Linked DNA regions of Mus musculus: region 2 is linked to region 1. A link is a loop called in an ENCODE intact Hi-C map of the cell type or tissue named here. Cell type or tissue: gastrocnemius. All regions are shown on one strand. Each heading gives the region's core, and the rest is flanking DNA. Links, peaks and the distances in the headings are about the cores only. Region 1 holds the start of Hcar1 (hydrocarboxylic acid receptor 1). Region 2 overlaps Kntc1 (kinetochore associated 1).

Evidence for each region. Hi-C counts contacts between places; a loop is a spot of excess contacts. Peaks named below come from ENCODE experiments on the same cell type or tissue, not always from the same donor. Only the 100,000 strongest peaks of a DNase experiment are listed, where the experiment ranks them.
Region 2: a loop joins it to region 1, with 2.1 times the contacts of the local background. A loop is called at or near these places in 2 of 42 quality-filtered maps.

What each region holds. Positions count from the first base shown.
Region 1 is chr5:123,870,663-123,887,903 of GRCm38, reverse strand. It overlaps Hcar1 (hydrocarboxylic acid receptor 1), which reads left to right and starts at 7,901. Exons shown (of 1, transcript NM_175520.5): 1 at 7,901-11,165. The coding sequence starts at 8,302. The coding sequence ends at 9,333. In gastrocnemius, for the core only: a CTCF peak has its summit at 6,963 (motif pointing left); no DNase peak of the experiment used is centred there; H3K4me3 peaks cover 1,643 bases; H3K27ac peaks cover 482 bases.
Region 2 is chr5:123,761,748-123,769,747 of GRCm38, reverse strand. It overlaps Kntc1 (kinetochore associated 1), which reads right to left. Exons shown (of 64, transcript NM_001042421.1): 9 at 7,142-7,235; 10 at 5,901-5,953; 11 at 5,518-5,633; 12 at 4,697-4,751; 13 at 3,738-3,836; 14 at 1,935-1,978; 15 at 1,764-1,829; 16 at 1,381-1,456; 17 at 10-135. Among named protein-coding and RNA genes, the nearest start is that of Kntc1, 16 kb to the right of the region's middle. In gastrocnemius, for the core only: no CTCF peak of the experiment used is centred there; no DNase peak of the experiment used is centred there.

The sequences.
Region 1 (17,241 bases), core at 3,696-11,695:
TCGATTAAAAGAAAAAAGAAAAGTGAATATTTGCTTTTTAAAGAAAATGGTGGTGTGTGTGTGTATGTGTGTATGTGTATGCATGTGTATGTATGTGTATGTATGTGCATGTGCGTGTAATATGTGCGTATGTATATGTATGTGTTTATATATGTATATGTATGTATGTGTATATGTGTGTGTATGCACATGCATGTATGTGCATGCATGTGTGTGTATTGTGTGCATGTGTATGCATGTGTATGTATATGTATGTGTATGTATGTATGTATGTATGTATGTGTGTGTGCGTGTATGTATGTGTGTGTGCATGTATGTATGTGTGTATGTGCATTTATGTATGTGTGTTTATGTATATATACATATGTATGTGTGTGTATGTATATATGTATGTATGCATGAGAGGGATGGCTTACATAAAAGCACAGGTATAGAGGCTAGGGAATGACCTGTGGGAGTCAAGTCTCCTATCACATGGGTCCAGGAAGATGAAAACCAAGTCTCTAGGCTTTTCTGGCTAAGCCATCAGCAGCGATTTTCTCTTTCTCTTTCCTTTATTATTTCAGTGCTGTCTGGAACCCAGAACCTGGCCCACGCTAAGCAAGCTTTCTGCTGCTGAGCTAGAAGTGCAGGCCTGGGCCATCGTGTGCAGTCCTAGGACTTACTCTCCTGGCCTGGCGAGATGGGTCAGTGGGTGACACTGATGACTAAGCTCAACCCTTGAGACCCACACGATACGATGCGATGAGAGAACTAGCTCCTTCCAGCTGTTCTCTGACTGACACAGTGTGTCAAGGGATATGCACTCCTCCTTCACAAATAAGTATATAAATAAACTAGGGGTTTTTTTGTTTTTGTTTTTGGTTTTGGTTTTTGGTTTTTCGAGGCAGAGTTTCTCTGTGTAGCCCTGACTGTCCTGGAACTCACTCTGTAGACCAGGCTGGACTCGAACCTAGAAATCCGCCTGCCTCTGCCTCCCAAGTGCTGGGATTAAAGGCGTGCGCTACCACCGCCCGGCAATAAACTAGTTTAATTAAATAAAAAATTAACAATTATTTCTTTAAATGTACCATAATATCATTACTACCCCTAACTAGTAATAATCCCTGAATAGTCTCAATTTGTCAATCAATAACCATATGTCCCTCAGTGTCCCTGGCTCTTCACTTGGAATCTGAATCAGATTGCAATCAATATGTTTCTTAACCCTGGAGTTTCTCCCTTTTAAAACTTTTTAGCATTTCATATGTTCAGAGACTCTATCCTCAGGCGCCGGCACCTTCCCTTTTTTTTTTTTTTTTTTAAGTTTTCAAAGTTTATTTTGAAATGTCAGGGAACTTCCTTCAGAACCTGTCACAGGTCAGGGTGACACATGATCACACTGTGAAGCAATCCTTGCTTCCCCACGTAGGAGAACTTTCTCCCAGCTGTAAGCCCTGGACCAAAGTCACCTGTAGAAAAAACAAGCCAGGTTAAATAAATAAATAAATAAATTGCATGAACCATAACCTTTAAATTTTGTCAATAATTTTTCTTCCCTTACAAAGAGGAGTTTTGAAATACTTAGGTATAAAGGAACCCCAGGACTTGAACACTGGCATTGAAAAGCCACTACACTATAATAGTCTCTCTTCAAATATGCATCCATGCGCTGATATTGTTTAATTTTGTTCATGCACGCAAATGTACACATGTTCCACACAAACAGACATATATACATGCACACACATGCTCTGACACTGTTTAATTTAGGGTGGGTGTTTTGCCTGCATTTATGTCTGTACATAATGCGAATGCCTGGTGCTGAATGGAGGCAGATGACATCATTGGCTTCCCTGGAACTAGAGTTACCGACAGGGGTGGTCAGCCATGTGGGTGCTGAGAATTGAACCTGTGTCTTCTAGAAGGGAGGCCAGTGCTCTTAGCACATGAACCATGTCTTCAGTCCCGCCCCTTACTGATTTCTAGAAACCTGACTGGCTAGAAACTTGGCCAGTGGTGAGCAGGACTATTTGAAAGAGCCTTTGCTGTTGTACCCAAGGATCGCCCAGCACACGGTCAGGCTGGACCTTAGCTGCATAGAGAGACTCTGTATCAAACCCAGGAACAAACAGCAGTAAGAAACACTGGGCTGAAGAGATGGCTCCAGAGAATAAACTGTTCTTCCAAAGGATTTGACCTGAGTTTGATTCCCAGCACACACATTAGGAGACTCACAAATGTCAGGGAGCCCAGCAGTGAGATGGAGACAGACAGACAGGAGAATCCTGTCTGTCCATCGAGCCTGGTGTATAAAGCAATAAACAAGAGCCCTTGTTTCACGTACGGAAGGTGAGGATGTTGGTGCTCACACACACAAATAGGCACACAGAGTAAAAACAAAAGGTTTACATGAACTATTTTTAGACTAGCTGGGCCTCACATCCAATGGTGGATATCCTTATAAAAGATAAATGGAGCCGGGTGTGGTGGCGCACGCCTTTGATCCCAGCACTCGGGAGGCAGAGGCAGGCAGATTTCTGAGTTCGAGGCCAGCCTGGTCTACAAAGTGAGTTCCAGGACAGCCAGGGCTACACAGAGAAACCCTGTCTCAAAAAACCAAAAAAAAAAAAAAAAAAAAAAAAAGATAAATGGAATCTGGGCCCATAACTCAGTGATAGAGCAATTGTCCTTATATGAAACTGTAGGTTCAATCCCCAGCACATATACATGCACATATACACACATACACACACATGCGCACACATACATACTCATGCTGGAATGGACAGGCAGATACACTCTCATATACATATACATGCACACACACCATACACAATACACATACATGCACACAAGAACATACACACATGCACTCACACATCCACATCCACACACATATACATGCACATACATAAACACATGCGCACACTCATGCATGCACACAGAAACATACCACACACACACACACGCACACACATGTACACACACCATACACAACACTCACACAGCACACATACCACATACACATGCACACACATAAGCACACACACATATAAATACACACACATACACATAAACATGCACATACACATACACAGGTGCACACACACACACAGAAAGAGAGAGAGACAGAGGCATAGAGACACAGACATGGAAGAGAAAGCCAGGAGACAGAGGAATGGAGCCATAAGCCAAGGAAGTTGGAAGAGACAAAAACCAGAACCTGTCCTTGAGCCAGTGGGACCATGGCTGACACCTAGATTTCCCCCTTCTGGCCTCCAGTGTCACGAGAGTCTAACTTGAGTCGCCACACTTGTGATAAGGTCTTACATCAGAATAGGGAAGCTCTGACAGTACACACTCCCACCGGTGGCTGGGGAAAGAGTTTTGGGGAAGCATCGTTCCCCGAATTCATACCTCTCCTCCTCCTCCTTCTCCTCCTCCCACCTGCTAGTAGGAAGCCCCACTGGGCATCCCATCTCCTGCCCTTGTCACGGACAAAATGGAATGCCAACTCACAAAAGCACTGGAGTAGGCAGCGCCAAAGGGTGTGTGTGCCCTGAGCCGATAATCGGACCAGCCCGGCAGGTTTCAAATTGTTCTGCCCTTTCCTCCTGCCCAGTAGGGTCCTCTCTCAGCCAGGGCAACACGAGCACACGGCTGGGTCTGCAGTCACTTCTCATTCGGTTATTTATTTAGGATGCACTGCCTGTGTAGTTTCTCCATTCCATGTGTTGGACTCCATAGCTCTGGGAAGACACTTAAAGTGTCATTATATTTCTGCATGTTGTTCACACACATGTGGGTGTTCGAGAGTGTGTGTAGGCGGTAGACTAGTTCGTGGAAGAGTCATAACGTAAAGCAGAAGACTCTGGAGTTAAGGGAAGTGATATCCCTTAAGCTTCCTATACAGTAAGGCTTCTTAAACATCTCCCAGCCAGACATGGTGGCTCATGCCTTTAACACCAGCATTTGGGATCTCTGTGAGTTCAAGTCTAGCCAGGGCTACATAATGATACTCTGTCTCAAAACAAAAACAAAAACAAACCATCAAACAAAAACTAGCTCCTTTTTTCTTTCCTTTTCTTTTCTTTCATTTAATTGCCTTTTTAAATAATGTCCTCATGTTCACAGAAGTTTCACTGACCTTTTTATATGTTTAAGATCCAGATGCAATGCATATTGTATAAAAGAGAGCACTTACTATTTACCCTGCATGAATTAAACCTACATACCTTGAACTCTACAAACTTCTGCATACCATTTAGACAAAGCTCGGGCACACAGCACGCCTAGCCCTCATATATAGTCACATCTCTAATCACAGGTATACAGGATGTCAAATATACTACAATAACCTCTATGTGAGGTTTGAAATTTGGTAACAAAATGAGAAAAAACTAAAAATATTATTTTACATGTTCTAAAATATCTCTTTTTTGTGCTAAAGTCAAATGTTAGCTCATCATGAAAAGGACTGTTTATATAATTCAGCAATATTATAATCTTGACCATTTTGCAAATACTTTTAATAATAATGGCTCCTTCTTTTCTTGCCCTGGAGATTCTAACAGTTCTCTCCCATCCCCTAAACTCTTTCTGTAATCTAGAGCCCAGGGGCCCAAGGTACCAATTGCATTTTGCTAACTCCCATTAAATTCATACCTAATAAAATAAAAACATGCGTGTTCTGTTCTATTATTTCTTGATTCGTTTTCCCACTATCTCTGGTGTATGTGTCACATTTAGGAAATATTATCATAGACTATTGTAGTGGTGCTCTGAGCTAGGAAGAGGAGTGCCATGAGTTTGTGGCCAGCCTGGTCTACACAGTGGGTTCCAGGCCAGCTTGAACTACAAAAAGAGATGCTGTCAACAAACAAAAGCAAAATGATCCACATAAAGAAGCAAATAGAGCCGGGCGTGGTGGCGCACGCCTTTAATCCCAGCACTCGGGAGGCAGAGGCAGAGGCAGGTGGATTTCTGAGTTCAAGGCCAGCCTGGTCTACAAAGTGAGTGCCAGGACAGCCAGGGCTATACAGAGAAACCCTGTCTTGAAAACAAAACAAAACAAAACAAAAAAAAGCAAATAGATAAAACACAAAAAGACAGAAATGTGAAGTGGGCAGTGGTGCTTTGGTCCAAGCACTCTGGTGGCAGAGGCAGGCGGATCTCTGTGAGTTTGAGGCCAACCTTGGTCTACAGAGTGAGTTCCAGGACAGCCAGGGCTACACAGAGAAACCCTGTCTCCAACAAAACCAAACAAAACAGAACAGAAATGTAAAAAGACATGTGAGCCAGGCAGGCATGGTGGCTCAGGCTTGTAATAACAGTACCCAGGAAGCTGAGGCAGCCTGAGTTATAGGGTGCGACTCTGCCTCAACAAAGTAAAATAAGTCACCTGGGGATGAAGCTCAGGGGTAGAGCACTTACTTAGTCTGAGCAAGTGTTGGCTTCGATTCCCAGCACTGTATAACGAACAAATGGAGCCAAACAGAACTTTTTTTTTTCAACCATGTATGCCCTGCACTTTCACAGACCAGATGGAGTTAGTGAGGCCCATCGATGCAAAAAGAAAGAGGATTGGAATAGCTGAGCCTTACAGTAGACTAGCTGTGTCCATGCTGGCTCTTGAGTCATGCCGACAGGAAGACCACAGATTCAAGATCTGTTTGGGATAAATACATCTCAGAAGTCAAAGACAGAGAATATGGGCAATTTAGAGATACCCTGTTTCAGAATAAAGGAGGAGGGAGAGGGAAGAAGGGAAGCAAGAAGGAGAGGAGGGAAGGAGAAGGGAGGGGGAGGAGGGGAGGAGGAGGGAGAGGGGAGGAGGGGAGGAGGAAGGAGAGGGGAGGAGGAAGGAGAGGGGAGGAGGAGAGGAGGAGGGAGAGGAGGAAAGAGGAGGAGGGAGAGGGGAAAGAGGAGGAGGGAAAGGCCAGAAGGAAAGGTATGACACACTCCTCACCCCAGCTCAATGGTAGCACTGGCCAAGAATACATACACAAAGCCCTGGGTTCAAGCCACAGGACAGAACAACGTTAATTTCTCAGTGGCAGCTGAATGTCAAAGGCCAATGAGAGGAAGTGAAGGCAGGTAGAACATGGTTTCTACAGCCATGCAGGAGGTGACTGTCAGTGATGGGGGAGTAGTGGGTGATGCCACATGAGGTGATGGTGTCTGTGATGGGGTAGCAGGGGGATACATGGAGCTGATTTGGAGTCTAGTATTCAACTGGGAAAATGTAAGCAGTTGGCCTGGTGACACCAAGGATGAAGAGTTCAGGTGAAGGCAGGGCTCTACAGAGATCCTGTCTTAAAAAGTCAGGAAGAGGTGAAGGGAGGGGAAAGAAAGGAGACAGAGAAGGGGAAAGACTGGGTGGGAGGAAGGTGGGAAGAAAAACAGAAAGGGGGTATAAATAAGGGGATTCTAACTGGCTGGTGACTCATAGCCTTTAACCTTAGTAGTTGGGAGATGGAAGATAAGAGATCCAAGGCCATCATCTGTAGAGCAAGGTCAGGACTAACCTGGGCCACTTGAAAGGGATTTTCTCCCTGTCCCCCCCCTCCCGCCCCTTCTCTCCACAGGCTGGGTTTCTCTGTAGCCTTGGCTGTCCTGGACTTGCTCTGTAGACCAAGTTGACCTTGAACAGAGATCTTCCTGCTTTTGCCTCTAGAGCATTGGGATTAAAGGTGTGGGCTACCACACCTGGATGGGAAGAGAAAGAAAGAAAGAAAGAAAGAAAGAAAGAAAGAAAGAAAGAAAGAAAGAAAGAAAGAAAGAAAGAAAGAAAGAAAGAAAGAGAAAGAAAACAGGTGATGGAGTGGTGATGCAGATGTGGCTCAGCGGTGAAGAGCAAGGACCTCCTGCTCTTCCCGAGGACTGGTGTTAGTAAGTTCCCAGCCCCACCTCGCCACCACAACCACCTGTAACTCCATCTCAGAAGATCCAGCGCCCTCTTCTGGCCTCCATGGGCACTTACACATAAATAAAACAAATCTTTATTTAAAGGTCTGTGTGTGTGTGTGTGTGTGTGTGTGTGTGTGTGTGTGTGTGTGTGCGCGCGCGCGCGCGCGCGCAAGCGTGCATATTCTGGGCATGCACTACCATGTCCAGCCCAAATCTAGCTTTAATCAGCATATGGAAGAAGGTACCCCTGTGTTCTTTCCGTGCACACCGTCTCCCCCCACCCCATTCTTCCTACATGGGAAAAGGCGGCAGATGGACACTCTCTCAAGCTAAAGGACAGGAAATTTCGGCAAAGACTCCAGTTTTTTAAACAGTTTCATTTTGCCCGTGATTATTTTAGAAATTAACTCCTTAAGCGACCGCTTGGTTTCATACTCACCCCACTACCTGGCTATAGGGAGATGTTTGCCTCTTCTGAGCCAACGATTGGAAACAGAGCCAAAGTTTTGCAAAAGTAACTAACTAGATTCTACTTCCCAGTAGAGCAGGGACCCGACTTCTCCAGAAAAGGTTGCCTCATGGAGACAGGAGAAAATCATTTTCATCTCTTTGGAGGGGGGTGGCAGAAGGACTAGAGCCCAAAGCGCAGAGTTTTGCACATGCCGCAGTCTCCGAGCTATACCCTCAGCCCAGAAAGAATTTTTCTAATACCGGGCGGATGTTTCAAACTGCGTTTCTCTGCAGACCTTCCCAGGAGTGGAGGCTGTGCTTCTGGGTGTGGGCACCGGAAGTGGCCCCGAGAGGCCGCAGAGCACAGTCTCCCCTCTCTGGCACTGCATGGGAGTGTCCCAGGGGATTGAGGGAGGACGGGTAGTCAGGCAAAGGTTAGGGAGGAAAGCAGCCAGGCAGAGGCCCAGAACGACTCCAGGAAATGTTTAGATTTCTCCACCAGGAGGGAGGGCAAACAAGCTCCCCCCACACCCCCACCCCGCAAGCCTTCTGGCAGCTCAGAGCATTCTGCAGCGCAGAGCGTGAGGGAAAAAGACAAAACCAGAAAAAGAAAAGTCATCTCCAGGGCTCGATCTAGCAACGAGTCTGTAGCATGTATAGCGTCGGACCCCCGAGCTGCAACCCAGAAATGTACACTCGTGGGAAACCGCTTGCACCCCAGAGCCTGACCCAGCTGCAGGCTTCAACTCTGTAGGGGACGTGCAGCTCGTGATCCAAGCCTAGGAGAAAGGACTTGCTGCCGGCTTTCATTTCCTGGCTGAAGTTTCTCTCGTGGGTGCAGCGCCTGCATCCCAGGGTGATGAGGTTAGGGGCCCAGCTGCTAGAGGAGCCCTAGTGTTCGGATAGGCAGCTGTGCCTCTGTGCCGGCCACCTTGGATGCCAGTCCTCTCTCCAACTGCTATGGACAACGGGTCGTGCTGTCTCATCGAGGGGGAGCCCATCTCCCAAGTGATGCCTCCTCTACTCATCCTGGTCTTCGTGCTTGGCGCCCTGGGCAACGGCATAGCCCTGTGCGGCTTCTGCTTTCACATGAAGACCTGGAAGTCAAGCACTATTTACCTTTTCAACTTGGCTGTGGCCGATTTTCTCCTCATGATCTGCTTACCCCTTCGGACAGACTACTACCTCAGACGCAGACACTGGATTTTTGGAGATATCGCCTGTCGCCTGGTCCTCTTCAAGCTGGCCATGAATAGGGCCGGGAGCATTGTCTTCCTCACTGTGGTGGCTGTGGATAGGTATTTCAAAGTGGTCCACCCCCACCATATGGTGAATGCCATCTCCAACCGGACTGCCGCCGCCACCGCCTGTGTCCTCTGGACTTTGGTCATCTTGGGGACTGTGTATCTTCTGATGGAGAGTCACCTGTGTGTGCAGGGGACACTGTCGTCCTGTGAGAGCTTCATCATGGAGTCAGCCAACGGGTGGCACGATGTCATGTTCCAGCTGGAGTTCTTCCTGCCCCTGACAATCATCTTGTTCTGCTCGGTCAACGTTGTTTGGAGCCTGAGACGGAGGCAGCAGCTGACCAGACAGGCTCGGATGAGGAGGGCCACCCGGTTCATCATGGTGGTGGCTTCTGTGTTCATCACGTGTTACCTGCCCAGCGTGCTGGCTAGGCTCTACTTCCTCTGGACGGTGCCCACTAGTGCCTGTGACCCCTCTGTCCACACAGCCCTCCACGTCACCCTGAGCTTCACCTACCTGAACAGTATGCTGGATCCCCTTGTATATTACTTCTCAAGCCCCTCGCTCCCCAAATTCTACACCAAGCTCACAATCTGCAGCCTGAAGCCCAAACGCCCAGGACGCACGAAGACGCGGAGGTCAGAAGAGATGCCAATTTCGAACCTCTGCAGTAAGAGCTCCATCGATGGGGCAAATCGTTCCCAGAGGCCATCTGACGGGCAGTGGGATCTCCAAGTGTGTTGAATGCCATTAAGACAAACAGCCCAACAACGAGGCAGAGAAATGGGCAATGTGAGTTAAATCTGAAGGGTGGAGGACTTGAAGATGTCCCCTCCCACTCTTAGCTGTATCTTTCTCACTCAGGTAGAAATGGGATCCACCCTGCTTGACCTTTTCCAGAAGGTTCCAAACCGGTTGGTTGTGTTTAAATACTCTGATAGCAATGGTGAAGGGGCAGCGTGTGAGTGTGAAGGAAACCGTGGGTGTCGGGTTAGGAACTACCTGGAGCCCGTGTCGCTTTGCATGGCTGAGAAAAGCGGTATGAGCCTGGCTGGGTCTTGTTCTAGCTCGGAGAGAGTTAACGATCTCAATAACTCGTCGGTATTTCCTGGACTGAAAAAAATAGAAACTGCACTGAGTCAATACACTTATTTCCAGCTGAGCGAGACCCTTTACTGCAGGACACCCGGACCTAGCCGTTTTTTTTAAATCTTCCCTGGGGAGCCTCCACACATTTCAAGGTTTGAACATCCAGGTGGCCCAGGAGGGCAGCAAAAAGAATCTATTCTAACCTTGCTGGCGCCACGATATTTTGCTGATTTTAAGTGGTTTCATCCTTTGTTTTTCTTTTGTTTGCATTTCAAAGAAGATGCTGAGGGACTTGTCCACCTGATATCAGCTATCGTTTCTCCAGTGGGAACTGAGAGCCTGTTTACGGCAGCAATGGTGGGGGGGGGGTGCTTCCTGGTATTTGGGATGGGTTAATTCAAGCATGGTTGTTCTTCACTGCTTAATGCATGAATTTGAGCTGAAATCCTCCCTTCTCAAGTCTTTGTTTAATCCACAGTATGTTGTCCCACCCTGTCCAGCATCCTCGTCTGTTTTGTCTTTGGTGCTGGGCATTGAACTTGGGACCTTATTCGAGCCAGGCAAGCACTGACCACTGAACTGCACTCCCAAACCCCTTGTGCCCCTTTTAGCTGTAGCGTTGTTAGCCAACTTTTGGGAGAAAGCAAAGCACTAGAGGTGGCAGCAACAGTTTAGCTCAATGTCCTTTCATCAGTGTCTAGACTTCTGGTCAGCCATCCGGGTCTCCTATTGGGGGCCTCCCTCAAGCACATATGTTCCCCCAAATACTACCCAGAATTCTCACAGCTAGGTGATTCTGTGAAAGTCCCGGCTGCCCCTGTCCTGGAGAAGGAGAAATAGAATCCGTGTTAACCTTAGTCCCACTTTCAAGCCACAAAAGTGGTGACAGCCATTCACTCTCTCCAGTTCCCAGGGTACTCTCCCCAGGGAAGGGACCTTGACATTTATGTCTAAAGACATAAATTAGATGCTCCTCAAGGTTGTCCCTGTGGCTTCCTTTGCCAGAGGTGTTGAAGCCTAGGTGCGAAAATCAGTCTGACTGCAGGGCTGGTGAGAAGGCTCAGTAGGTAAACAGGTCTGCCGCCAAGCCACCAACCTGAGTATCCCTGAGACCCATGTGGTAGGAGAACACCAAATCCCAAAGGTGGTTCTGTCCTCCACCTATGTTCACGCATGCGCACATGCACGCATGCGCACGCGCGCACACCCACCCACCAAATACATTAATGCAATAAAAATTTTATTGGCTACACGGTCAAGTTTGAATCTTAGTTTAAATGCTTATTAGACATGTGCTCGTAGGGAAGACTTTATTTAACCCCACTCAGTTTTGATGTTCAGCAGGGTTAATACTGATGCCAAAGGGTTTGGGAGCAAATTCAATGACTGTACACTCATAAGCATGAGAAATCTGTTGTTCCCAGGTCTGCCCGGAAGAAGACCATGTGCGTGTAGTAGTTGATAAATAAATAGTTGCTGAACAACTATAATCGCTCCAAACGGGAATCTCTGGCTATAGGTGCTCAATAATGGGTTACTACATTCATTACATGGGGTTTGTTGTTGTTGTTGTTATTTTTAAGCTTGAGGGTAATTTTATTAAAGTTTACAAGAAAAATTCCAGGGCAGGCAAGCTGGAAATCTCAGTGGCTGGAGGAGGGAGATGGAGAAGAGGAAGAGAAAAAGCCGTAGTGGTTTTTGTCAACAACCAGAGTGGATGGGCAACCACACGGTGGGTAGGTGGGTAGGTGGGGGCGGCGGGGGGGGGGGGGGCGGGATGGGAGGGGGGGAGGGAGGGTTTCAGGAAAAGGGTGGAAGAGCCCAGAGTACCAGAGACGGGATGCTTAGGCTCTGGCCAGGTCGAAAAGAAGAGGCAGAAAAGAGAATGGGAAATGTATGCCTTTGTGAGCCAGGACTTGGGATCTCATGGCGACTCTCTAGGGACTGACACAGTAGTGTGGGTGCATACAGAGAAGCAGACACAGCCTAGACGGTGGTGACACACATCTTCAATCGAGGCCAGCCTGGTCTACAGAGTGAGTACAAAGACAGCCAGTACTACAAAGAAACACCCTATTTCGAAAACAAAACAACAACAAATAAAGAAACAGCATCAGACACAAAGGAGTCAAAAGCCCCTAAGTACCGCCCAACTTCTCCGGCTTCCTAGGAAGGAGTCAAGCCAAGAATTCTTACCAGCACCAAGGATCACATACCGTCTTTCTTTTTTCATGTTTATCATCATCATCAATTATTATTATTATTACTTTGTTTTGGATTTTTCAAAACAGGGTTTCTCTGCATAGCCCTGGCTGCCCTGGAACTCACTCTGTAGACCAGGCTGGCCTTGAACTCAGAGATCCACCTGCCTCTGCCTCCCAAGTGCTGGGAATAAAGGCGTGCACCACCACACCTGGCTAGCTTGCTGGTCTTGAACTTGAGATCTGCCCGCCTCTGCTATATGCTAGTGGAAACTGGGTTAGGGAGATCCTTCAATCAGTGCCTGTCACATGACCATGAGGACCCAACTTTAGTCTGCAGGGTTCATATGGTGGCACACGCTGGGGATGCCAGGGCTGAGGAGGCAGGGACAGGAGAGGCTCAATGGCCAGCCAGTGTAGCTGAATGGGTGAGCTCTAGGTCTCAGTGAGAGACTCCATGTCAGAAAGGAAACAACAGCAAAACAAGCAAACATGGCAGGGACTGGCATGATGGCTGGGGGTAAAGGCGCTTGCCGCCAAGGCTGATAACCCGAGTTTGACCTGAGAGGTGAATTCTGCAAGTGTGTGTCTGCTCTACCTGGGTGTGCACACATGCATGTGCACAAACACACACACAAGAAACAATGTTTTAAGTCACTCCTGAGGAATGGCAGTAGAAGTTGGTTCATAGTCTTCACATACACTCGAATGCACGTACATATCCTATATACAAAAACACATGGAGACCAGTGAGAGGACTGGTTTGTTTTTGTTTTTTGTTTTTTTTTTTTTTTTGGTGGTGGGTTTTTTGTTTTGTTTTGTTTTTTGTTTTTTGAGGCAGGGTTTCTCTGTGTAGCCCTGGCTGTCCTGGAACTCACTCTGTAGACCAGGCTGGCCTCGAACTCAGAAATCCGCCTGCCTCTGCCTCCCAAGTGCTGGGATTAAAGTCATGCACCACCACCGCCCTGCTAAAATGTTATCCTTGGGCATAACCTTTCATGCCTTTGTTGCCTGATCCTGGTAAAAGTGGATTTTGAGAAAAGCCTGTCCCTTAAGTGTGACGCTAGCTCAGAAAACTTTTTAATGATGTTGTCCTCCAAGAGAAGGAATTAAAGGTCCTATTCTAAAAAAAAACAAAAACAAGCAAACAAACAAACAAACAAAACTCACTAAAAAAATCATGGCACGGGGTTCCTTCCCACCTTTAACCAATTATGTTCCTGGATGAAAGACACACACAGCCTTTATATTTGAATATGTCTTAGGCAACACAATAGCTGGGCGGCTGCCTAGCCTCTATGATGATAGAATCTACTTTCCCATCTACCACCCCAAAATTATCACTGTTTACCATGCTCCATCTTGGTTGCTCTTCAGCCAATATGGAGGGCAGGCAGTTGCCCAGCTGCTGTGCTGTGTGTGTTTTTATTTACCAATCAGAATTAACTGAGGGCCAGGTCCCAAAGGCTGACTCTGAGTCTTGTAGGCCAGCACTCAGCACTACAATAAACGGTAAAAGACCGAACCTCGACAAGGTCCAGTACCCAGAAGCCCATGGCAGGCCCACAGACAGACAGAGGCCCTCACCACAAACCAAAAGCCAGGAAAATTAAGCAAAACCCCAAGCACAGTCTTGCCTCTAACACACTTCCCCTAGGAGCTGGCAGAGTGCAGCCAAGTCTGTCTTACCAAAAAGCTTTCTTTAGAACTGGCGAGGAAGAGGAGGGGTGTAACTTTGTGGAGTTTTGTTTTGTTTTTTGAGTGTTTATTGTTAGATGGGAACACAGTAGGTTTAGAGGAAGTGACTCACCTTCAGAGGGAAAGTCGATAGTCTATAAGGATAATGCAGAGCAAATGACAAGTGTCTTTAATTGACAATGACAATGGAAAATACGTGAGTTCTGGGATAGCCTTGGAATAGATGTTCCTAACCTATTTTATCTTATTTTGAGGCAGGGTGTCACTACGCAGCCCTAACTGGCCTGGAACTCTTTATATAGACCAGGCTGACCTTGAACTCACAGAGATCCACCTGCCTTTGCCTCTTGGGTGCTGGGGCTGAGAGACGGTTCTGTGGTTAAAAACACTTGCTGCTTTGGCAAAGGATCGATGTTCAGTTTCCAGCACCCACGTGGTGGCTCACAGCAGCTTACAACTCTAGTTCTGGGAGATCCAACATCCTCCCCCGGCCTCCACGGGCAAAACACGAGTGTGGTGCACTTAAATGAAGGCAAAATATTAATTCACATAACAAAGAAAGGAAGAAAGGAAGAAAGGAAGAAAGGAAGAAAGGAAGAAAGGAAGAAAGAAAGAAAGAAAGAAAGAAAGAAAGAAAGAAAGAAAGGAAGAAAGGAAGAAAGGAAGAAAGGAAGAAAGGAAGAAAGGAAGAAAGGAAGAAAGGAAGAAAGGAAGAAAGGAAGAAAGGAAGAAAGGAAGAAAGGAAGAAAGAGAAATTATAACGTCTTCGCCACCATGCCTGACCCTCTAACTGAAGATACACTGGTTAGGATGAGGTTTGAAGTCATGCGCACATAGGGCTTGAAGGGATGAGATCCCCGGCACATGAGGAGTTAAGTCCCTTGTTAATGTTTTTGTAGGGGAAGCAGAGACTATGCTGCCAGGGCTGCCCCATTGGCCTTCTGGGCCTTTAGCTCCCAATCCAGTTCCAGGATGATGCAAGACTTAGGATGGAAGCATACATAGCCGCAGAGCTGGCTCTGCAGTCTGCAGGGTATAATGCAAAAATGGAAATTTTAGGGCCCTTTAAAAAAAAAAAAAAAAACATTGAAAATGTCAAGATGGGACCGAGCAGAGTGGCACATACTTACTGCCCTAGTACTGGAGAGCAGGGTTTTGTTGTTGTTGCCTTTGTTGTTGTTTTGATTTTTTTTTTTTTTTTGGACATTTAAAACAGGGGCACACTATGTAGCTCAGGCTGGTTTAAAACTACCATGCCAGGCTGCCAACCCGAAGGTCCTCTCCATTATTCCAGAGGGCCTGCTATCAGCTCCCGGCACCCACTTGGTAGCACTCAACTGTCTGAAACTCAAGTTCCAGGACCTGACACTCTCACACAGACATACATGCAGGCAAAACACCAACGAACATAAAATAAAATAAAATAAAATAAAATAAAATAAAACAAAACAAACAAACAGAAAACCCTAAGGCTGGGATGTAGCCCAGTTGATAGAATGTTTGTTGACTATCCACAAAACTCTGGATTAAGTCCCAAGTTTGGCGTGAACTGGAAATGGAGGTGCATGCCTGAAACCCCAGCACTCCTGAGGCAGGAGGATCAGAAGTTCAGTTATTCTCAGCTGTGCTATGTGAGATTGTGCATCAAAGAAAGAAAGAAAGGAAGGAAGGAAGAAAAAAAGAAAGAAAGAAAGAAAGAAAGAAAGAAAGAAAGAAAGAAAGAAAGAAAGAAAGAAAGAAAGGAAGGAAGGAAGGAAGGAAGGAAGGAAGGAAGGAAGGAAGGAAGGAAGAGAAAGAAGAGAAAAAAGAAACAAAGAAAAGAAAATAGAAAAATTCTTTATTAGCCGGGTGGTGGTGGCTCACGCCTTTAATCCCAGCACTCGGGAGGCAGAGGCAGGTGGATTTCTGAGTTCGAGGCCAGCCTGGTCTACAGAGTGAGTTCCAGGACAGCCAGGGCAACACAGAGAAACCCTGTCTCAAAAAACAAATAAACAAAAAAAGTCTTTCTCACTTTCCCTACTCATTGCATTTATTGTTCATATATATACACACACATATATATGTAGATATACATATATGTATATATATGCATGCACACACACACCATGTACACACACACACACGCATATATATATGGATATATATGTGTGTATATATAAATTCACACACACACATGTTTGTACAACTAATGTTTATCTCTCCACTTCTACTACTCCATCTCCTTTATTAGAGCCCCAGGTCTATCCTGTCTCCTTAAGCCACATGTGCCTTCAATGACATATTCAGTCTGCAGTGAGACACCTTTCAAAATGTCCTCCAAGAATCTGTGCTTCCTGCCACTGGACTCTACCAGTGTCTCCTGTCTCAGTGGACCATGAACCCTCACTGTGATGTGATAGTGGTGGTGTTCTGGGATTCCCAAGCACACGCATGAAGAAGATCAGCCTGTGGCCTTCTGGAAACCCAGAGTGACCCACATGCAGCCCAACGTACCCCGTGTGCAGAACATGTCGTGGCAGGGCCACGTGAAGAAGCCACGTGGAGAAGCATACAACTATATGGAGAGGGTGAGGAACCCATGTGTCTCCGTGTCATTCCTGATCATCACCAGGACTCAGTCTCAAACTTTCTGTGTGTGTGGTGGAGGGAGGGGTGTTCTCAGAGAGGTTTAATGGAGGAGGGAAGGCCCACCCTAAGTGTATAGGCTGGAGTCTCACACTGATAAAAAGAAGAAAGCAACCTCTGGGTCACCTCCCTCTGCTTCCGACCACAGCGAGTGGTGACCCCAGGCCTCGTGCTCATAGCTCCGCATTTCCAACCATGCTGGACTGGATCCCCTCTAACTGTAAGCCAAAGCCAAACCCTTAAGTTGCATTTGTTGAGTATCTTGTCACGGCCAGGAGAAAAACTAGTTCTCCTGGCTGTGACAAGAGTATAGTTCTATAGTTCTAACCTAGACCCCCAACTGAAAAGCCCCCAAGGAGACCAGCTGAATTCAGTCATGATGCATATGAATACCATGATACCCAGATACCCATGAAGGAAAAGGACAGTGGCGTTTATTTTAAGCTACTGGTTTTGGTGGTGACTCATAAACCAGTAATAGATAAACTAAAACAGAGACCCAGGTTAGTTGCAGGCATGAGAGAGTTACCTGCTTAAAGTCTCTAAGCCAATGGTTCTCAACCCATTGGGGGTGGTCCAACAACTCTTTCCTAGAGGTTGCATATCAGATGTTTACATTATGATTCGTAACAGTATCAAAGTTACAGTTATGAGTAGCAGCCAAAACAATATTACGGTTGGGGCTCACCACAGCATGAAGAACTGTGTTAAAGGGTGGCAGCGTTAGGAGGTTTTGAGAACTGCTCACTGCTCTAGGCCCTGTTTTGCCTGTCTTGAGGTAAGGATAACAAAACCTCTTTCACAGGATGTGTGTGAAGAGAAGATGAGATTGCACATGGAAATCTCTCAATAAGATGCCTGGTGGACAGCAAGCAGTTGACAAGGGACAGCTGGTACTCTTATGGTACTTTTTGTACTGTTGGAGACCAAGCTCAGGGTATCAGGTGAGCTAGGCAAGTGCTCTACCACTGGGCTACAGTCCTGGCCCTATTATATTTATTTGCTTAATTCTTTATTTTGTTTTGTTTGTTTGTTTGTT
Region 2 (8,000 bases), core at 1-8,000, 110 kb after region 1:
AAGACACACCTGGATTTTGCATAGGTTTTCTTTAGCTTCATCTACAAGTTGCTGCCATTTGGACTGCTCACTCTTGTCCGAGGAAATCAAAGCCAGCTTCTCCAACATATCATTTGATTTGACCTTATAAACAAGCTGTAACGCAAGCATGCCACAGCGGGCACCGTGAAGCATGCGCAGTGTCTTTGCACGACACTGTTCCCGCAAGCTAGGGGGTCCAGAGGACCGAGGGAAGGAGTCTCTTCCCTGCGCTCAGGAAGGAGGCTCAGACAGGCAGCTCTCACTGACCACAGAGGGCCAGGCCTTCAGTTTCAGTACTCAGGAGGCAGAGGCGGGGATCTCTGCAAATTCGTTACCAGACTGATCAATAGAGGGAACTCCAGGCCAGTCCTAGGCTGGATAGTAAGAGCTTGGCAAAGAAAAAAAGGATGGAAGGGAAAAGGGGTAACCCATCTAGACAGTAAAGCCAGATTATTAGAAATTATGAAAACCATTTTTATTGAATCCTTAATAACCATGTCAGGAATTGGTCAAAGAACTTGATTTAAGCTAAGCTATGAATCTAATCTAAGTAGCTTCCCATTGATGGATAAGCAAGTCAGTAAAATCCGGCCTATACACACTGAAGACTAGAGCCTTAGAAAAGAAGCCACTGTGTCACTAACAATGTCAGCCAACCTGTAGGATGTCATGCTGAGGGACACAAGGCAGGCCCAGAAAGAAGAGCACGATCTCACAGATGCACAGAACTCACAGAAGCAGCGCAGAGATGCTATAGAGTGGAGGGACGGAAAGAGCAAAGCAGGGTGTGTATCAAAGGGAGGAGACTCAGGCAAGAACAGGGCGAAGGAGACTGAGAGATCTACTAAGCCACACGATGTATGCCTGTACTGCAAATTGCTACAAGATAGATATATTGCCATCACTATTTTTCGTTTTGATGTGGTCTCTCTTCAGTGATCTCTCTCTCTGTCTCACTATATAGACCAGGCTGGACGGAGAAACTCACCAAGACTTGCTTGACTATGACTCTCCCAGAGCTGACATTAAAGACTTGTATCCTAGAACCCTCCCCCGCCAAACTGGGCCTACTCACATTCCCCAGAGTTGGAGTTGCATAGGATTGTTAGCCACCGTGTGGGTGTTAGGATTTGAACCCCGGCCCTGTGCAAGAACAAGTTCTTTAAATTGCTGAGCCCTCTCTCCAGCCCCTAGAGCTCTTCCTCTAATTAATTCAAGTAAAAATATGGGAGCCACGTCCCTGCTGCACACTAGATCACTTGGTGCCCACATGTCACCCTTCTGCATCTTCTCAGCCTCTAGCAAACCAAGAGATGTCTGCCCGAGAACAACAGAACAAATGGATGCTTGGATGCTTACCTCAACATCCAGTCCGAACTGAATGGCAAAGCTCTCGGCTTCGGCAAATCTGTGCTTGTGAAGTAACCGGCTCAGTCTGAAGAGCGGAGAAGAAATCTCACCAGATGCCCTACTCACCAGGGACTTTAGGTTTCTCATTAAAGGGCAAAGAATGCTTAAAAATATGACAAGTTAGCCGGGCTCATGCCTTTAATCCCAGCATGTGGGAGGCAGAGGCAGGCGGATTTCTGAGTTCAAGGCCAGCCTGGTCTACAGAGTGAGTTCCAGGACAGCCAGGGCTACACAGAGAAACCCTGTCTCGAAAAAAACAACCAAACAGACAAACACTCCAAAAAACAAAAAAAACAACCAAACAAACAAACAAACAAAAAATGACAATTTACCTGTTTTCTGGTAACACCTCTGTGAGGTACCTAAGTACTAAGTCAGACACAGAGTCTTCACATAGGCTGAAAAAAAAAATTACATTGTGAGTAGCTCTGTCATGCAGTATTCATGAGTAAATTCTAAGTTAGATATGTATGAATTATCAGAGAAAACAAAGCATGACCTACTTAGGATCATTTTTGTGAATTCCTTCCAGAAGATATATAGTGTCCTACAATCAGAACAAAAACATGATTAAAACCCAAATGTAGAAGCCACCAAGTACTTTATAATTATTAGAAAAAAACAAATACTTCTGGCAAAAATTATCCATCCATTGATCTTAGAATCACTAGGAAACTCTTCAAACACTGAGGAAAGGAAATGCAGTGGGTGACTTGATGTTGATGCCAGCTGACTCTTAGATGCTGAGAGCAGCTTGACCACTGGACATACACTGAGTGCATTCAGGCAATGCCTCTTACAGCCTAAAGTGGAATCTACTGTGATCTTCAGATAGCAGGAAGATAGTCTAGTGACTAACAGAAGAAAACTGATGGAATGTTACCCTTTTGACTAGGATTGGAGCACTGCTAGCCTAGGTTCTTTTGTTAATAGACATTGTGATTTAAACGGAAAGTTCCACATATGTGTATATATTGACTAGATCTTAAAACCTTGCTAATACGGATGCCTACCACGTCAGACTCTACATCTTGCAAAGTTTAACATCAGAGGGGCATTTCTTCAAGTAGTGGACATTCCATTTGTGACGCAGTTAGCTTTATGGCACATAGACGTTCATAATTTGAGCCATGGATGTTCATGTGTACTTGACAGGTCAAACTATGAAGGACCCAATGTCAAATCCAACTTTCTCCATGTATGCCTTAGGTTGAATTTGTTTCCAAGTTAATAACTTTTACGGGCTTAGACATTCACACTCATCTCTGTTTTATTTTATGCTTAGTCATATTTAAATCCAGAATTTAATAGTCTACTAGACAGATAAATGAGATGCATGAATATAAAAATATATAAAGGAAAGGAGATGGCAAACTATTTATAACTTTATTATATTACTAACATTTCAAAGTTTATTAGTTGCTTATAAATTGTATAGTTAAAAAAATGTCTGTTCTCTATTAATCAGAAGATTGCAACATATCACAGGTTGGCTAATGTTACTGGAGTTTTCAACACAGTTGCTATTGTGGAAGGTTTTCTGCATTAATTAAAAAGTTGGTAAAACCTGGCTTTTACCTCAGCGTGTCAGATGTAGAGAACACGTGCTCTCAGTGTGTGAGTGGCAGTGGCTGTGCACTCGCATTCGTGACAGCTGCGCATTCGTGACAGCTGCGCATTCGTGACAGCTGCTCAGCCTGAACAGCTGTGCAATGCGGTGAGCTCCAGTCATGGTTCATTCTTTCTTCAGAGCTTTAGTAGTTTGGAAGTTTGACTGACTGGCACATTCTATCATTGTCAGAACTTAAATAATTCAGTTAAAAATTTTTAAAACATGATTTGAGGCCGGGTGGTGGTGCACGCCTTTAATCCCAGCACTTGGGAGGCAGAGGCAGGCCAATTTCTGAGTTCGAGGCCAGCCTGGTCTACAGAGTGAGTTCCAGGACAACCAGGGCTACACAGAGAAACCCTGTCTCAAAAAAAAAAAACAAAAAACAAAACATGATTTGATATTTAGGGCTTTTCTTTTTTAAAAAATGAGAAGCAAGTAAGGAATTGTAAAGATTTGGGACTTCTTTGTGGCATTGTGACAATAAATAAGCCAATGTGAAAGGAAAAAAACAAAACAAAACAAAAAGATACAATTGAACAGCAGATGAAGTTTTATCTTAATTTCTATGAAGACTCGGCTGGGTCTCTTGAGTATGTGTTAGTAATGAACATATAAGTATAAGGCAGAGATAAAGCGAAGCATTACACTAAGTTCCACTCCCGCTTTTCTTACTTGGAAAAATGAATAAACATACCGTGCTGATTCCTGTTTGAACTAAAGAAGAAACACTAGATACTTCCAAAGAGTACAGTGTTTCCATCGAAGGCAGAGAGTAAATGATGAGGCTTCTCATCTATGAGAAATAAAAATAGAAACCCATCAGCACAGGTTAGCACTTCCCCGTCAAGACATCTATTGACCCATCTTGTACAAAGCCAAACACGAGTAACCACAGCACTCTCTGACTACACAAGTAGGCCTGCCGCTATCGTATAAATGCTACCCACAAAACTGTGTTCTTAAACCACAAGAAGACGATGCTCTAGTCCACCTGCCCCGCAGAATGAAAACATGCGCAGAATGCCCCACCTCCACTCCAGGAGCGCTGCTCCTTCACAACACCCCACCTAGCCGACGCCTTTTCTTCTGTCCCCGCCCTTCCTTTCTATTGCTTTTCCTTTCCCCTTCCCTACCCTTTGCTTTCCTTCTTTCAGCACTGGAGGCTAATTTTAGTGCCTTGCACACACTACTCTTTCATCTCCAGCCCTTGCCTTTTTGACACAGGGACTTGCTATACAACCCAGGAGAGCCTTGAACTCATTCATGACCTTCGGTTTCAGCCTCCTGAATGCTAGAACTACAGTCGTGAGACACCACACCTTGCTCAAATAAGTTCTTTAATTTTTTTTTTTTTTAGAGACAGGGTTTCTCTGTGTAGCTCTGTGGACCAGGATGACCTAAAACTCACAGAGATCCATCTGCCTCTGCCTCCCGAGTACCACTGCTGGGCTTATCTTTGGTTCCTAAAATGTTCTGTTTGAAATGAAGAGCCAAGATTTTCATCCATTCTTTGAAAACTGGGCTCTGCACATTAATTCTTGTTTATCGAAGTCTCCGTGAGCTACAAGTTAGCATGCTGTGAGCATTAACTGGCTAGTAATCCTGACTTCCAATTCATAAAACATACTAATGTAGTGTAAAGTCCCCCGGTACCTTCTCCTTCGCTGTTGCTGTCAGGGTGACTAATTTGAGATTTGTAATTCCTTGCCTAAAAGAGAAGAAAAACTCAAGTTAAAAAGCCATGCATGCTTCTTTTGTTTTTGTTTTTTTTAAGATTTATTTACAGCCGGGCAGTGATGGCACACGCCTTTAATTCCAGCACTTGGGAGGCAGAAGCAGGCTGATTTCTGAGTTCGAGGCCAGCCTGGTCTACAGAGTGAGTTCCAGGACAGCCAGGGCTGCACAGAGAAACCCTGTCTCAAAAAACCAAAAAAAAAAAAAACAAAACAAAACAAAATAAAAAAAAAAACCAAAAAAAAAAAAAAAAAAAGATTTATTCACTTATTCAATGTAAGTACACTGTAGCTGTCTTCAGACACTCCAGAAGAGGGAGTCAGATCTCGTTATGGATGGTTGTGAGCCACCATGTAGCTGCTATTTGAACTCAGGACCTTCAGAAGAGCAGTCAGTGCTCTTAACCACTGAGCCATCTCTCCAGCCCACCATGCATGTTTCTAAGTATGAACTTAAATAAAGTGATATTCTCACAGAAAGGTCAAAACACATTCAGAGAAGACCGTGGACTCTGTTTCACATGTACACATCACAGATTCTGTTTCTACCATCATTCCATAGACGCTCACATTATAGTATCTATTTGTGCCAAATAGAAACTGGCAAATAAAGAATCGGTCCTTCCTCTGCCAGACAGACTCAGATGTGGTTTCGAACACAAGACGTAGTAAATGATCTGAACCAACCCAGACAGACACTTGGGGCTATGGAAATCACTACTAACTAGACCCCCAACATACCAGGTAACAGATGAGGGAGAATCCGCTTCTGTCGTGAGAACAAACTGCTCTACGGGAAGAGAGGGCCAGTTCCACACAGGAGTGAGAGTGTAAGCATCCCACAAGCTCAGCACATTCTACAGGAAAGACACCCATTTAGACATCTATGATTTAGAAGGCAAACGTCAGGCTTCGTTTCTTGGTGCACGCTGAGACGAAGCACAGCACACAGATAGTCACGCACCCAGCTAACGTCCTTGTCTACCACCTAAATGTATTATCAGGTGGAAGGCGTAGCTCAGTGGGAGACTGGGAGCTGACTTCATAGCACAAAGGCTCAAAGAACAAAAGAAAAAAAAAAAGGTAGTAGTAAATGAACCACTAAAGCAGTCTCAGAAACGTACATCAGTATCCAGCACAAAAAGCAGGTTGTCGATCAGCTGAAATGACTTTGCACCTGAAAGGGAAAGGGAGATGTCTAAGGGTTTTATTTCATCTCATGCAGGACCCTGTTTCAACTGTAAAGTCATGGCTTCATGAAAGGGCAGAACTACATTTAAATGACGACCCCATTTTCATCTACTCTTGCCTCAATTTTGACTTTCGTTACTGTTGTTCTTGTTTCAAAGTGACTAATAAAGTACAAAGCCTTGGGCTGGAGAGATAGCACAGAGGTTAAGAGCTCCGACTGCTCTTCCGAAGTCCTGAGTTCAAATCCCAGCAACCACATGGTGGCTCACAACCATTCATAATGACATCTGACTCCCTCTTCTGGTGTGTCTGAAGACAGCTACAGTGTACTTAATATAATAAATAAATAAATCTTTAAAAAAGAAATACAAAGCCTCTCCAAAGGTAATGACTGAACATGTCACAAACATGGGTGAAAGTCACCAAATGAATTTGGCTTGTTTCAGGGTGATAACAAAATGGCCTGTGCTTAGAAAAGTAGCTTGTACCTGTACTCTCAGCATTATGGAAAATCACACAGGAGATAAGCTCAGATTTGAGGCAAGTCTGGGCTACTGTAATCAGCCTAGACTATAGTAAGAGCCATCTCAAACAACAACAGCCACCCAAAATCAGGTGGGCAAGATGGATCAGTGCATAAAAGTGCTCGCCACACCTGAGAAGCTGAGCCCAACCCTCAGGACCAACACTCTGAAAGGAGAGAGCCAATGCCCAGGGAGCCTCTGGTCTCTGCATGCACATACAGTAAAGTAACCAAGTGTGTACATGCAATGCACAGACCAAGCAGATATAACTTAAAAGAAAAACGAGCCAAAGCACCTGCAAGATGGTTCAGGGGTAAAGGGCTGTTGCCGCCATGTCTGACAAGCTGCGCTCAATCCCCAGAACCCATATAGCAGACCGAGTTATAACTGAGACCTACTCTCCTCTGACCTCCACTCAGTTGTGGTTAAGAGATCTTGTTGTTCTGCCAGAGGACCCGAGTTTGTTTGCAAACTCACAACACAGACACACCCTTTAATCCTACGCAGCACATACATCACTTAGAGCATCGCAAACCAGTGCTACCATTCTACTGTGCTGGAGGATCAGAAGTTCAAGGTCAGCCTCAGCTACACAGCAAATTTGAGCCCAGTCTGGGACATTTCAGAGTGCAACAGTGGTTTATCATTACCTTTAATAATGTCTGTGCCCACAAAGTTCTTAAGAGACATTTCTTTCTTGGTAGAATCGGGTTCCCATTTTGAGAATGCACAACTACCGGTTCCCTGGAAAAGTGAAACAGACCATCAGTTGGAAATCTTAAACCCAAACCGTCCAGGAACCGCACAAAGCAGATACACATAAGCTGAACACATCCTGAGTTCAAGCACACGTGTGTATGTATGTGTTCCCCTGGAAGGATGCTGGCACACGAGCCCCCAGGGCTTTGCTAAGCTCAGTGAGTACTACTCTACTACTAAGCTTTATCTCCAGTCACTTGTATTTCATTCACAGGCAGTGTCCTGCTGTTGCCCAGGTTGGCCTCACTTACGATCCTCCCGTGTGAGCCTCCTACCTGGACGGTTTTGCAAGCTAGGTTTGCAGGCATGGCCCCTATCAAGTAAGTGGCACATAGGAGCTTGCATCTGTTTCTCTTTCAGCTTAAGAACTGACTGGAGGGACTAAAGAGATGGTTCAGTGGTTAAGAGAGCTTGCCGTTCTGCCAGAGGACCTGAGTTTGTTTGTGACCATCCACTACTAGTGTTTCACAGTTGCCGCTATCTCTACTCCAAGGAATCTGACACTCTGATAGGGCTTCTGCAGCCACCCAAAACTCTTATATCACACACACACACACACACACACACGCACACACACACACACACACACACACACACACACGCACACACACACACACGCACGCACGCACGCACGCACACACACACACACACACACACACACACGCACACATACAAACAAATAAATGAAGACCAGACTGGGAAGGAAAATGAGGTATTCGTAATTCCTTGTTATCACTTGAATATCTGAGT